Regions from separate parts of the Homo sapiens genome. Here region 2 is linked to region 1. A link is a contact called in ENCODE Hi-C or POLR2A ChIA-PET data. All regions are on one chromosome and are shown on one strand. Each heading gives the region's core, a stretch centred on a gene start or an enhancer-like site at or near the end of the contact. The rest is flanking DNA. Distances are from core to core; before and after follow the strand shown.

Evidence for each region. A loop is a pair of places that touch in the nucleus more often than their neighbours do. ChIA-PET counts read pairs that join two places held with the same protein, here RNA polymerase II (POLR2A). Pooled maps may share reads with other maps.
Region 2: POLR2A ChIA-PET joins it to region 1 with 11 read pairs in WTC11. The contact joins two enhancer-like sites. A Hi-C loop is called at or near these places in 1 of 50 pooled maps. POLR2A ChIA-PET finds 5 or more read pairs at or near these places in 2 of 52 experiments (WTC11 and activated T-cell).

Annotation. Positions count from the first base shown.
Region 1 is chr13:110,021,610-110,027,894 of GRCh38, reverse strand. It overlaps a transcript of LINC03082 not described here. Among named protein-coding and RNA genes, the nearest start is that of LINC00396, 29 kb to the left of the region's middle. RefSeq lists an enhancer at 3,631-3,800. Within about 2 kb of position 3,619, at least 11 of the 41 ENCODE cell types and tissues checked have a DNase peak (open chromatin) inside an H3K27ac peak, as active enhancers do.
Region 2 is chr13:110,528,344-110,534,628 of GRCh38, reverse strand. All of the region lies in intron 1 of RAB20 (RAB20, member RAS oncogene family), which reads left to right. Among named protein-coding and RNA genes, the nearest start is that of COL4A2-AS1, 23 kb to the right of the region's middle. RefSeq lists enhancers at 1-433, 3,255-3,871. Within about 2 kb of position 2,840, at least 5 of the 41 ENCODE cell types and tissues checked have a DNase peak (open chromatin) inside an H3K27ac peak, as active enhancers do.

The DNA.
Region 1 (6,285 bases), core at 2,370-4,869:
CCTGGCTGATGCAAGGACACACTTTAAGAGAATAAAATCCACTTTCCGAATCCCCAACCCACCTGTCTGTACCCTGCTTACTCCTTTCTGGGCCCTCATCCTCTCCCCTCTCTCCTCTCCACAAAGAGCACATTGAGAATATGCACTCTCAGACCCCATTGCCTATAAGATGTGGAGTTTTAAAGCATTAGTCTCTGTTGGAGATTTTGCATGTCAATAGATTCAAGTCCCTACAACACACTGGAGAAACAGAATGTGAACCTTTAGGCGGCAGCTGAGAAATGAAGCAGGATTTGGAGGTTGCTCAATTGTTCTTGAGTCAACTCTCCAAGACCTAATGATTGGAACCCAGTTGGTAATCACATCATGAGAATGAAAGCGTGATTCTATACAATGACACTTTACATATTAATATGTTCATGCCACTGATGATCACATCAAGTGCCAGAAAAAAAAATTTGTCACCAGATTTCTCTATTCTCAAGTCATGTCTCTAATTCTTGAACCCCAAAAAAGTAAACAAATATTTATTTTTCCGTATGAATAAGGACATTTGGGAAATTGTGGTCTTAGCTCTGTATTTGTAAACTGTTATGACTCACTCGTTATTGCATTAGGCCTCAGCATTAAAAGCTGCCCAGATATTTACGCTTAGTACATCCCCAAAGTACAATACATGAACTTCTTTCACCAGTTGGAAGCAATAGCAGAAAATATGTAGGATTTAATGATGACCTTTCTCTATACCTTGATTTTGGCCATGGAGTAAATAGATGGAAATGACAGTGTCTTTTGCCACTTCATTTCTTCCTAAATGTCCTGCAAGTCTCCCTGGAGGTGCTGCTTTATCTGCAGAACTTTTCCAGGCCCAACTGGGTTATGGCCCCTCCAGGTATAACACACAATACTGTGTCTGGGCGGCTGTCTGCAGGGAACAGCATGTGGTAGATTTGGGGGAACTCATCTGTACCTCTATTTGCTGTCTCCCCAATGTCTCGGGGACCATGTCCTGCTCACTGCTCTGTCCCTGGAGCTATAAGCTCTTCTGGTATATAATGGGCACAAAATGAATATTTTTATCAGTGAGTGAATTTAGTGGTAGTGTGTGCCTGCAAAGACCGAGCCTGAGTCAGAAGCCTGCTCGGCAGGGCTGGGGGTGCAGCCCTGGAGGGTGGGCCTCCCCAGCCAGCAGACCCCACCTCACTCTCTGCATCATTGTCCTCACCAAGAGCACTGTGCTGCTTCCTCTGGGGAAGCCCAGCAGTGGACATTAGATGGCTGCCACCACCCTGTAGAGTTTTACCTAAAAACTTCTGTATCTTGGGTGAGGAGGTATTTTTTATTTTTTGTTTTTTATTGGTTTTTGTCTAGGAGGACAAATCCTAGCATATGTCACAAGAAGCTTGACATGGAAAGGACTCTTAAGTCCATTAGGCTTAATCAACATCCTATATCCATCACAGAGTGTATGTCAGGTGTTTTAATAATTTTTTAAATTGACAATAACTATATTTATGGAGTACAATATGATGTTTTGCTTTATGCATACATTATGGAAAGGTTCAATCAAGTTTTGTTTTTCTCTATTACATCATTGTTCTTATTTTTTAAGAGGAGCTTTCTCCCTAATGCAAACAGATCCATGCTTACCGTGACAACGACCTTCTTCGACATGAAATCCGGTGTGGGTACTGACTATTGCAGGGTCTGTTTTGATTAAGCAAGATTTTCAATGGTCAATTTTAAGCCATTGATATAAATGTACAATTGATGACTTTTCTTTATTGTTTAAGCAGTATTCTTTCTGAATCTGCAATTGCTGCATCCAATTCTTCTGTCATGCCAGGACACCCCATTCCTGGGTAATCCCGAACAACCCCTCTTGCACAGGAGAAGCATGCAGAGGACTTTTTTCTGGGTAAGGATGTAGGGTACATTTGTTTTCCAGTGGAGGCCAGGTGGAATCAATGTCCACAGAATGTCGGTTCAGCCTGTGAAGCAGAGATGAAGGTTTCTCCTCTTCATTGGATGCCCTGGGCATTGTACAAATGAAGCTGACCATACCTTGTGGATAGCATTTAAAGGCAGTGACTCCACTGGGCTTGCCTTAGAAATGGGGCTGAGTCTCACTTGTCTTTGCCTTTTGTGGAAAACTTATTCGAGGAAATCAAGGAAGTGCTGGGCTCATTAGATCCATTTCAGTCTCCTAAGATGAAAAGCTGCAGATGCATTTCTGGGACTCTTCATTCCTCTCTGAACCTCCCAGTTTCCATCTGGTCCAACCTTGCTTCAGCTGGAACTGTTTTCTTTGAGAAAGTCTGATGGTGATGAATTCTCTCATGTTTTGCCTATCTGCAGATGTCTTACTTTTGAAAGATATTCTCACTGGACATCAAATTCTGGGTTGACACTTTTCTTCTTCCAGTGCCTTCCATCGTGAGCCCTGGTCCAGCCTCTGCCATCAGTCATAGCACTGTCTCCTTGAGCGAATGTATCTCTTCTCTCAGGCTGATTTTAAGATTGTCATTTTATTTGCAGCATGATCACCATTATGTTCCCAAGTGCGATTTTTAAATTTTATATTGTTTGGGTTTAATGAGTTTCTTCGATCTGTAGGTTGGCTTTTTACCAAAATTTAAAAAATTTTGGCTGCTATTAAAAAAATTCTGTTCTGTTTCCTCTTTTTTTCTTTTCAGACTCAAATTTCATGTATGTTAGGCTGTATGATATTGTTCGAGTAGCCACAAAGACTCTGTTTGTTTAAAATACATACATTTTACTTTTTTCCAGCATGGATAATTTCCATTTTTTTTTTCAAGATTACTTATCTTGTTTCTGTAGTATCTGGTCTGTTGATTGGCCCATCGGTGAATTTTTCAGTTCCAATATTGCACTTTCAGTTCTAGAATTTGCACTTGGTTCTTATTTTATTGTTTCCATTTCCTTGGTGAGATTCTTCAATTGTTCACTTATGATAACCATATTTTCCTGTAAATTTTTGAACATACTTATAATAGTTGTTTTGAAGTCTTGTCTTCCTAAATTCAGCATCCGAATCATCTCAGGGCTCTCTTTGTAGAGAATGCTTTTTTGCTTGATCATAAGTCAGAGTCTACTGTTTCTTTCCATGTCTAGAAACTTTGGATTGGATGACAGAAATTGTGGCTGATACACTGAGAAGTCTGGACAGTTCTTCACTTACTCTATTTTCACTGATATCTCATCCTATCCTCTGCAGAAGCTGTAATTGTTCCAGTTTATGGATAAGCAAACTGAGCCTCATGTTTGCTAAAGGAACTGCCCCACATTACACAGTTAACATGTGGTCACGCTGCCACTCAAAGCAAGACTTCCTGCTGTTATCTTGTTGCTAGATTTGTCCAGTTGGAAGTGCTTTGGCCAGGCCATCCCTGTGCCCACGCCACTAAAATTTATCCTGTGGGCCAAGATTCTGCTTCCTCTGAGAGGGGACGGAGGCCCGTGTGGGACCTCTGCTGTTCCGCGGGTGGGGGGCAGGACACAGAGCTTTTTTCCCACTGTTTCTGAAAACAACTGGGAGCACAATTAGCCCTGTTAGCCCTCACTGCACTGCCGTACGTGGCTGCCAGCTCTCCAGGGCCGTGCAGTAATCCCCAGGGCCTTCTGCAGGGGCAGCGATTAGCAGAGGTGTTTACATCTCTGAAATGTACCAGGCTATAAATAGAAGCTATTTTCTCAGCATCTTGTGACACTGGATTTGTTCTTTTCTTTTTCATTTTCTTCCCCATTTGTCAGCTTTAATAAAGAAAAAAAGGAGCAAAGGGGCAAAAAAAAAAAAAAAAAAAAAAAAAAAAACTCACCCACCAATTTCAGATTGACAGAAGGAGCATTCACTTAGCTTCTCAGAAAATCTGTGGCAGAGTTCCTGGCCTGCAAAAATGGAAACAAACTCCAAGCAAAACACACTGTTCTTCTGAGGAACAGAATGAAACTCAACAATGCCAGGAAGCAGCCCCCTGCCTCAGTGATCTCAGCGACGGGTGCCCCTGAGAGCTCGGAGCTGTTTCTGACAGATTCTGGAAATGACACTCAGGCACCTTCCTGGCTTCGGAGATCTCAGACCTGTTTCCCAGAGTCTTAGAGTCTTGGTTCTAGATTCTGTTTTTGCACAGACCTGGGATCCAGGAACTGAAAACATTGTGGGGCTATGCCTTGTCCTTTCTCACTCAGTTTCCCTGGGTAGGGCACTAAGGCTGTTCTATGACGATATAATGCACAGGGGTGGATGCAATAATTCCATGGTGGGGAGGGGCAATGCCTCAGGGATCCTGGTGCATGGGGCATCTCCACCACACAGGGCAGCCCGCCTCAGGACTGATGACTGCTTACCTGCATCTTCTACACTGGTGGTCAGACATTGGAATAAGAGCTTTTCATGCAGTATCTCATTTTTCCTGACAACAAGCCTATGAAGGAAGAACTTAACCATTTCATACATGAAGAAATTGAGGTGACCAGGATTATGTAACTCACCTCAGGTCGTGCACCAGTCATGGCAGGGACAGGCTTCACACAGAATTTGCAGCCTTGGCTTAGCTCCCAAACAACATTGCCTTCCCTTTCTAGTCCCCAGGGTTGACATTCTCTAAAGGACACTGGAAAGAGCCAGGAATAAGAAAGCTGATGGTGAGATCTCTAGAGAAGGCAAAGAGTCCTGATCCTCAGCAGTTTCCAAAGCATAGGACACAATGAAAGCTTCATGACTTTGAAAAGAACAGAGGGCTGAGGATCCAGAAAGGAGACATGAGTACTGGTGAAAAGTCCTCTGTGGATGCATCTGAATGTCCTTCTCATTGAACCTGTCACTCTCCCCACTCAACAGCTGGAGGGCCACTGATGTGTTGGAGAAAAGAATAAATAAAAGAGAGAAGCTACAGGTTTGGGTTCCAAAGTTGCCCATGCTGGTTATGGTTGGGAGCCATCTTCCTCTAGGTTGTGCAGTTGAACACGGGGATGCCCTGGCAACAAGGAGAGGGGCATCTCTTAGCTCCTCTTGGTTGCCACGGAGTTGCTTCTTGCTCAAGCCCACATGACCAAGGACAGAGTCACTGTCCCCCACCAAGCAGGAGGCTTCACTTCTTGAGCATCAAACACAGGCATGGGGTGGATTTCTCCTAGGGATTCCTGAGGCCATTGTTTTTGGGGCTCCTCCCATCCCCGCATCTATTTGCACTAACATGCTCTGCAGAACGGCTCATCAGAGGGCCTCTCCCCTTCCAGGCTGCTGGCATTAGAGGAATGCACCTCAAGCTCTCCAGAAACTTTTACCTCCACTCCTTTCCTCCATCCTCAATGACTGTGGCCAAGACCACTTGGATCCCACTTTGTTCAAGCAACACATCCTCCCAGGACCCACGAAGAGTGAAGGTTCTCTTGGTTACTTCCCAACTGACCTAGAAATGAAAAGTCATTATTGAAACTCCTCCAACCAGGGAGCCCACACTCAGAACACAAAGGATTCTTGGGCCAGGGGAGAGAAAAACACCTTAAAGTTATACCTGTAACAGGGAAACACAAATGTAAATTAATTTCTCAATCAATTCCCTGCTACAAATGTTTACAAAACATCCCAGTAGTCCATCAACCCAGAAGAACATATCAGATTGATATATAGTCCTGTAACACTACTTAGCTCCAATTATACAGTGGCTCCTCAACTTGCAGTAGAATTACATCCTGATAAACCCATCATAAGCTGAAAATACTGCATCAATAATGCATTGAACACACCTAGCCTACTGAATATTGCAGCTTAGCCTAACCTAACTTAGACATGCCTAGACACTTCCATTAGCCTACAGTTGGGCAAAATCATCTAACACAAAATCCATTTTATAATAACATGTTGGATAGATCATATGATTTATTGAATACTGTATCAAAAGTGAAACATAGTGTAGCTGTCTGGGCACTGGAAATGTGGTTTCTAGTGACTGCCTGTCACTGTGGCACCATAGTACAATTAAGAAAACATCAAGCCATCATAAGTTGGGGACCGTCTGTCAATATTTCTGTGTTTCTGGGGCTTTGGCCATGGCCAGGCCCTCTTTTCTCTTTGCTCAGGCCACACAAGGTCTCCTGGCCACAGTCTCACCTCCCTAAATCTATCCTCCATCCTGTGGCCATGGGTGTTTTAAATAATGCAAATATCATCTCCTTACTTCCACTTAGAACATCCCAGGGCTCTTCCTTGCCCGCAGGTTAGGTCCAGGCACCCTTCCCTCTGGTCTCTGCAGAGTCCCATCT
Region 2 (6,285 bases), core at 1,591-4,090, 510 kb before region 1:
AACTGCCCGGGCAAGGAACCCTCAATGAAGAAGTGACCAGTTTGGGTCAAAGTGATCCTTGCAGTTTTCTGAAAAGCCCCTGTCATGCCACTTCCCCTGCCCTGGACATTTGTTTGGCTGAGGGGCAAGGCAGGGGTCGGGGCGTGGTCGGCACCCTTGACCGGCACACTCGTACATCACGGTGGCAGCACCTCTTTGTAGGGGCTCGGCCTCAGGGGACAGCCTGAAAATGGGGGAGCTGTACAGGCCTCTCTGGAGAGCCTCAGCTTTGCAGACAGCCTCCATCCCAGGGAAGCAAGTGAGCAGTCCACGTGAATAAGGCAGCCAGGCTTCCCCAGAGAAACAGACCTGACAGAGGGTGTGTGAGCTCAGGCAAGGTTGCTTTGTTGCTGTCTGGGGGCTGAATTCCTTCGTGTCTGGAAGAGCTCAGTCTTTACTTCTCAGGCCATCAGCTGATTAGACGAGGCCTACCACATCACAGAGCACTGTCTGCTTTCTCACATCCACTGATGTAAATGCTGATCCCACCTAAAAAACACCTTCCCAGCCATGTCCAGGCTAGTGCAGGACCAAACTGCTGGGCACCGGGGCCCGACCAGATACAGTTCCCCATCACGGTGGGTGGAGGCTGGCAAGCCATTGGCTCTCTGGAGGCTTTGGTGCATGTGGGTTCTGGGGGGAGGGCCTGCCCACTGCGTGGGGCCCTTGCCTGCTAGCTCTCCACTTTCCACGTACTGGTGGGGGCAGGTGTGTCCAGCCAGGCCCTGTGCTGGCTCCAGGCAGCCCAGCTCCATTCATGCACCCAGGGACTCTTGTGGGCCTTCCTTACTGCACTAAAATCAACAAACAATTGAATACAGTGTTGGTTATAGTAGTCAATTATTTATTCTTTTCTAATGCTCCTGAGGGGATGGTTGCTTCCACATCCCATTCTCTCTTTTTGAGATAGGGTCTTGCTCTGCTGCCCGGGCTAGAGTGCAGTGGCAGTATCCCAGCTCACTGCAGCCCAACCTCCTGGGCTTAAGCGATCCTCCTGCCTCAGCCTCCTCAGAGTAGCTGGGACTACAGGCACATACCATCATACCCAGCTCATTTTTAAATTTTTTTTTGTAGAGATAGGGACTCACTGTGTCACCCAGGCTGGTCTCAAACTCAGGGGCTCAAGGGATCCTCCCACATCAGCCTTCTGAAGTGCTAGGATTACAGGTATGAACCACTGTGCCTGGCCTCCACGCACCATTATTTAACCAAGTTCACTATCGGTTTTAAAAAAACAAACCTAGAGGGAATGTAGATCATGCCTGTGGAGATGGTCCCATGACTCTCAACTTTAGCCAAAACTCATCAACTTTACAAAATAGAACTAAAATAACCTTTTGGCTCGTATTTGTGGATGCAACCTGCAAACACTGGAGAAAGCATGTCGTGGTGTTTTTGAACAATCTCTGATGGGAAGTGTGTCACAGCTCCTCTAGGCTGCGCTGCTGCTGGTGCCATTGCTGGAGTTGCTTATTTTGCTCCCATCTCTGGTCTGGGAATATGCACTTTTCCTTTCCTCAGGTTGTCACATCGATGTTTTGTGAGCTCCCTGCCAGGGGGCTGTCCGATCTGGCAAGGCAGAGAACTCATCTTAAAAGTTTCTGTTCTCCGCTGGGCACAGTGGCTCATGCCTGTGACCCCAGCACTTTGGGAGGCCAAGTTGGGAATATAGCATGAACCCAGGAGTTCAAGACCAGCCTGGGTAGCATAGTAAGTCCCCATCTCTACACAAACATAAAAGAAATTAGCTGGGTGTAGTGGTATGCACCTGTGGTCCCAGCTACTCGGGAGGCTGAGTTGGGAGGAACACTTAAGCCCAGAAGATGGAGGCTGCATTGAGCCATGATCGTACCACTGCACTTCAGCCTGGGTGACAGAGCAAGACTCTGTCTCAAAAAAATAATAATTAAATAGGCTGGGCGTGGTGCCTCGCGCCTGTAATCCCAGCATTTTGGGAGTCCAAGGTGGGTGGATCACTTGAGGTCAGGAGTTTGAGACCAGCCTGGCCAACATGGTGAAACCCTGTCCCTACTAATAGTACAAAAATTAGCTGGGCTTGGTGGTGTGTGCCTGTAATCCCAGCTACTAGGGAGGCTTAGGCAGGAGAATTGCTTGAACCCTGGACGTGGAGTTTGCAGTGAGCTGAGATTGCATCACTGCACTCCAGCCTGGGCAACAGAGCAAGACTCTGTCTCAAGAAAAAGTAAATAAATAAATAATGAAAGTTCCTGTTGTCTCAGTGTTTGCATTTCCTGGTAGGGCTCACTTTTCAATGAATTGAAATACCAAGCTTTCTAATTCTTACATTTCAATAGCTGCCCTTTTATTTCCCACTTTCACTGGGTAAATTGCTGATTTTCACTCCTGGTGCACCTGGTATTCACCTGGGGCGCTTTTAAAGCTGATACAAATGCCAGCCCCACTCTTGCCCTGGCAGCTGGGTCAGGGTCTGAGCATCAGTATTTTTTAAGTCTCCCCACCCCATGCTTAAGATGTGAGCCAAGGGTGTCCGTGGCTTCTGATGGCTATCTCAACCCACTCTTATTTAAACCAATAGTGAAAACGACACAACACTTGGGGTAGAAGCCTGGCTGTGTTTGGCTTTGGGAAGGCTGAAGAGTGAAATGGAAAGCACTTGGGCAGTTTTTGGTTCCGCAACAGTGAATCAGGATTACTGTGGGTGCTGACTTCCCTTCCCCTTCTGCCTGAACCCTGGGCCATGTCAGCTCCACTGATCTGGCAACATCCGGAGCACCCCCAGGACCAGGGAGAAGGTCATCATCTGAGAATAAGAAACGTAGAAGATTGGTCCACTGCAAAAGCGCCCAGTCGGCCCCAGGAGGTGGTGTGTAAATGGAGGGATGATGAGACCCGGGACATGGGCAGCCCTGGGACGGTGGCATCCATCCTTAGGTTTGGGAGGAATCTCACGATTTATGGAACAAGCACTTCTATTACAGGGCCTAATGTGCTGGGTGCAGCTCCAGCCAGTTCACCTGTGTGCAGATTCTGCTTTCTCAGCCACCCTTTGGCAGGTGTAACCCACATTTTAGTGACGGGGAAACTGAGGTACCGCATGTCTAAGTGACTTGCCCAAGGTCACACGGTGGGGATTTGAATGTAGTCTGTCTCTAGAGTGGGGGCTGTTTACCAGAACGCTCTGCAGTCCCTGCCCAGCGAATTAGCCGGCACTTCCAGGATAGTTCTCTGCGTAAAATTTGGAGCTCCTGGGAAGGTGGCTGCATTCTGCAAATGCCTGTGCTCTGTGGGATCACAGGGTGGAGGCAGGCTTTTCTCCTGCCCAGCAGCCCACCTCAAAGGGGCCCTAGGCCCCTTCCTCTGCCTCTGGGGGTGGTTAGACCAGACTCCCTGGGGTGCCTGTTGCCAGCGTGCTTCTCAGGGCTCCACCGCTCCTGTGTCTGTTGCCCACCTCCTTCTCCATCTGTGCCTCAGTTCCTCCTCCTGTAAAACATGGGAAAGGGAAGCCTGCACGAGCATAATAAACCCTGAGGACTCACACTGTGCTGGCCATGCTTCTTCCCATAGCTAATGCAGCGCTTCCTATCCTTGATACAGGACGGGATCGTGGAAGTTAACAGCTCATTCCCTGCTATAAATTACGAAGTCCTGTTCTGGCTTCCATTTCTCTTGTTTAGACAGAACTTAAACCTCATAAAGTGAGTGGAATTAGCTCTTTAGGTGAACAGACACAATTGTGTTTTTAGATCTGTAAATTCGAGAAACAAACCTGGTGGGACCTGCCTCCTGAGGGCCCTGTGTCTGTGTAGAGGTGGGGTGGGTGGGACCTACTTCCCCAGGGTCCTGTGTCTGTGTAGAGGTGGAGCGGGTGGGACCTACTTCCCTAGGGCCCTGTGTCTGCGTAGAGGTGGGGCGGGTGGGACCTACTTCCCCAGGGTCCTGTGTCTGTGTAGAGGTGGGGCGGGTGGGACCTACTTCCCCAGGGTCCTGTGTCTGTAGAGGTGGGGCGGGTGGGACCTACTTCCCCAGGGTCCTGTGTCTGTGTAGAGGTGGGGCGGGTGGGACCTACTTCCCCAGGGTCCTGTGTCTGTGTAGAGGTGGGGCGGGTGGGACCTACTTCCCCAGGGTCCTGTGTCTGTGTAGAGGTGGGGCGGGTGGGACCTACTTCCCTAGGGCCCTGTGTCTGCGTAGAGGTGGGGCGGGTGGGACCTGCCTCCCCGGGGCCCTGTGTCTGCGTAGAGGTGGGGCGGGTGGGACCTGCCTCCCCGGGGCCCTGTGTCTGCGTAGAGGTGGGGCGGGTGGGACCTGCCTCCCCGGGGCCCTGTGTCTGCGTAGAGGTGGGGCGGGTGGGACCTGCCTCCCCGGGGCCCTGTGTCTGCGTAGAGGTGGGGCGGGTGGGACCTGCCTCCCCGGGGCCCTGTGTCTGTGTAGAGGTGGGGTGGTGGGACCTGCCTCCCCGGGGCCCTGTGTCTGTGTAGAGGTGGGGTGGTGGGACCTGCCTCCCCAGGGCCCTGTCTGCAGTGAGCAGGGCGTCTTCATTTCTGGCTGCTCTGAACTCACGGTTAAAGTCCTGGTCAGTTTTGCTGCATTTCAGTAGTTTGTCCAACAGTGTGGCTGATCAGACATTGGAGGCGTTCTTACAGATTCAGGTTTCCCTCACCACCAGGGGTAATTGACCTCTTCGTCTGTATGTGTTGGTGACATAAAGCTGAGCAGATCACTTACGGATTTGCTACATAGACGAGTAATAATTCCTGGACAAGTCGAACCTAGAGCCCCAGGCTCCGGTCACTCACCCATCCTCCCGTCTGCTTGGCCTGGAGACAGCCCAGGCAAAAAGGCGGGAGAGTCTGGCGGAAGGCTGGGCTCCTTCCTCAGGCTTGAACCCGTGCCCCCAGCCCTGATGATGTCAGGCCCGTGTTGGTAGTGGCCACACAGGCTCGGCAGCCTGGCTCCGTTCACCAGACCAGGGTTGGCAGCTCACTGACCCTTGGCTGCATTGGTTGAATTTGAACCAATTTGTGATTTTTCTCTTTTGCCCTGTTTCTGGGGCAGCCTGGGGCTCTGGCATCCCCAGAATTGGACCTGAGGCTGTTTATTTCTCCAGGAAAGTCCAGGTAAACCACCAGAACTCTCAGTGCTTTGGCTTCACGATTGGTACTGACGGACTCCGGTCTGGGGGAGAAGGCAATAGAGATAGAGATGCCTGATCCTGTTTCCAGGGAGAGGGACTTTGAAGTACTCAGTTTAAGCCCATACTTGTAGACAGGAAATCAATATTCTGAGAGATACAGGGGCTGACATGTGTATGGGGTTGGCAGCAGGGGGCTGACGGCCCGGCTCAGAGCACATTCACAAACTTCCAGAAAACGCGTGAGGGTCCTTGGATTCAAATACACTGTGAATCTGTCAAAGCCAAGTGCAAAAGGTCAAGTTGTAGTGACACCATTTTATTTTCATTGTCTTATGTTCACTCTCATGCCTTACATACCAGAGCCCCTACTCAAATTCAATTAGGATTAAATTCAGAACTTCTGTTCCCTGCGGGACTGGCCCTTCTTGGTGTGGACAATGCGCTCATTGAGAGCAGCCTGACTCTTCCATTAGCAATCCTAAAAGCTATACATTATCTCCAAAGCAGTATTTTAGAATTTCAAATATGAAAACTGCTTGCTTGTAAATTCTTTAGCTGGGGCAACTGCATTTAATTGGTTTGCATTCATTAATGGGTAGATAACAGATTATAGGGTTCAAGCAACAATTCTTACTTTTTTCTGGCTAGCATTTGTGATTCTTCAGTTCCTGTTTCCTTTCATTACTAAGATCTTTCCTTTTATATTATTATTTCCTTTTTTAGTTTTTTAAAGGCAAATCAGGCATTTTTATCTGGAATGGAAAACTATTTTAGGCATAGGCATCAACACGGTTCTCCCTTTGGCCCTAGTGAACTATGTAACAGAGACTTGAAAACCATTCTTCCAGGGTAGCTGGAGTGCCCCTGACTCCGCATTCCCATAGTCACACTCTTGTGAAATCTGGTGGGTAGAAGCTGATGACGTTTTTAGCTCATGTAAAAACCTCATGATGCCTGGACTGTTATCTATGGGATTAGTGTCCCTGAAACAAAAGTCTTAGTACTGTGGTAATGACGAAGAAGCATTTTTCTTTCTTTTCTGTTTTTTGTTTTTTTTTTTTTTGAGATGGAGTTTCACTCTTGCCCAGGCTGGAGTGCAGTGGCGCTATCTCAGCTCACCGCAACCTCCGCCT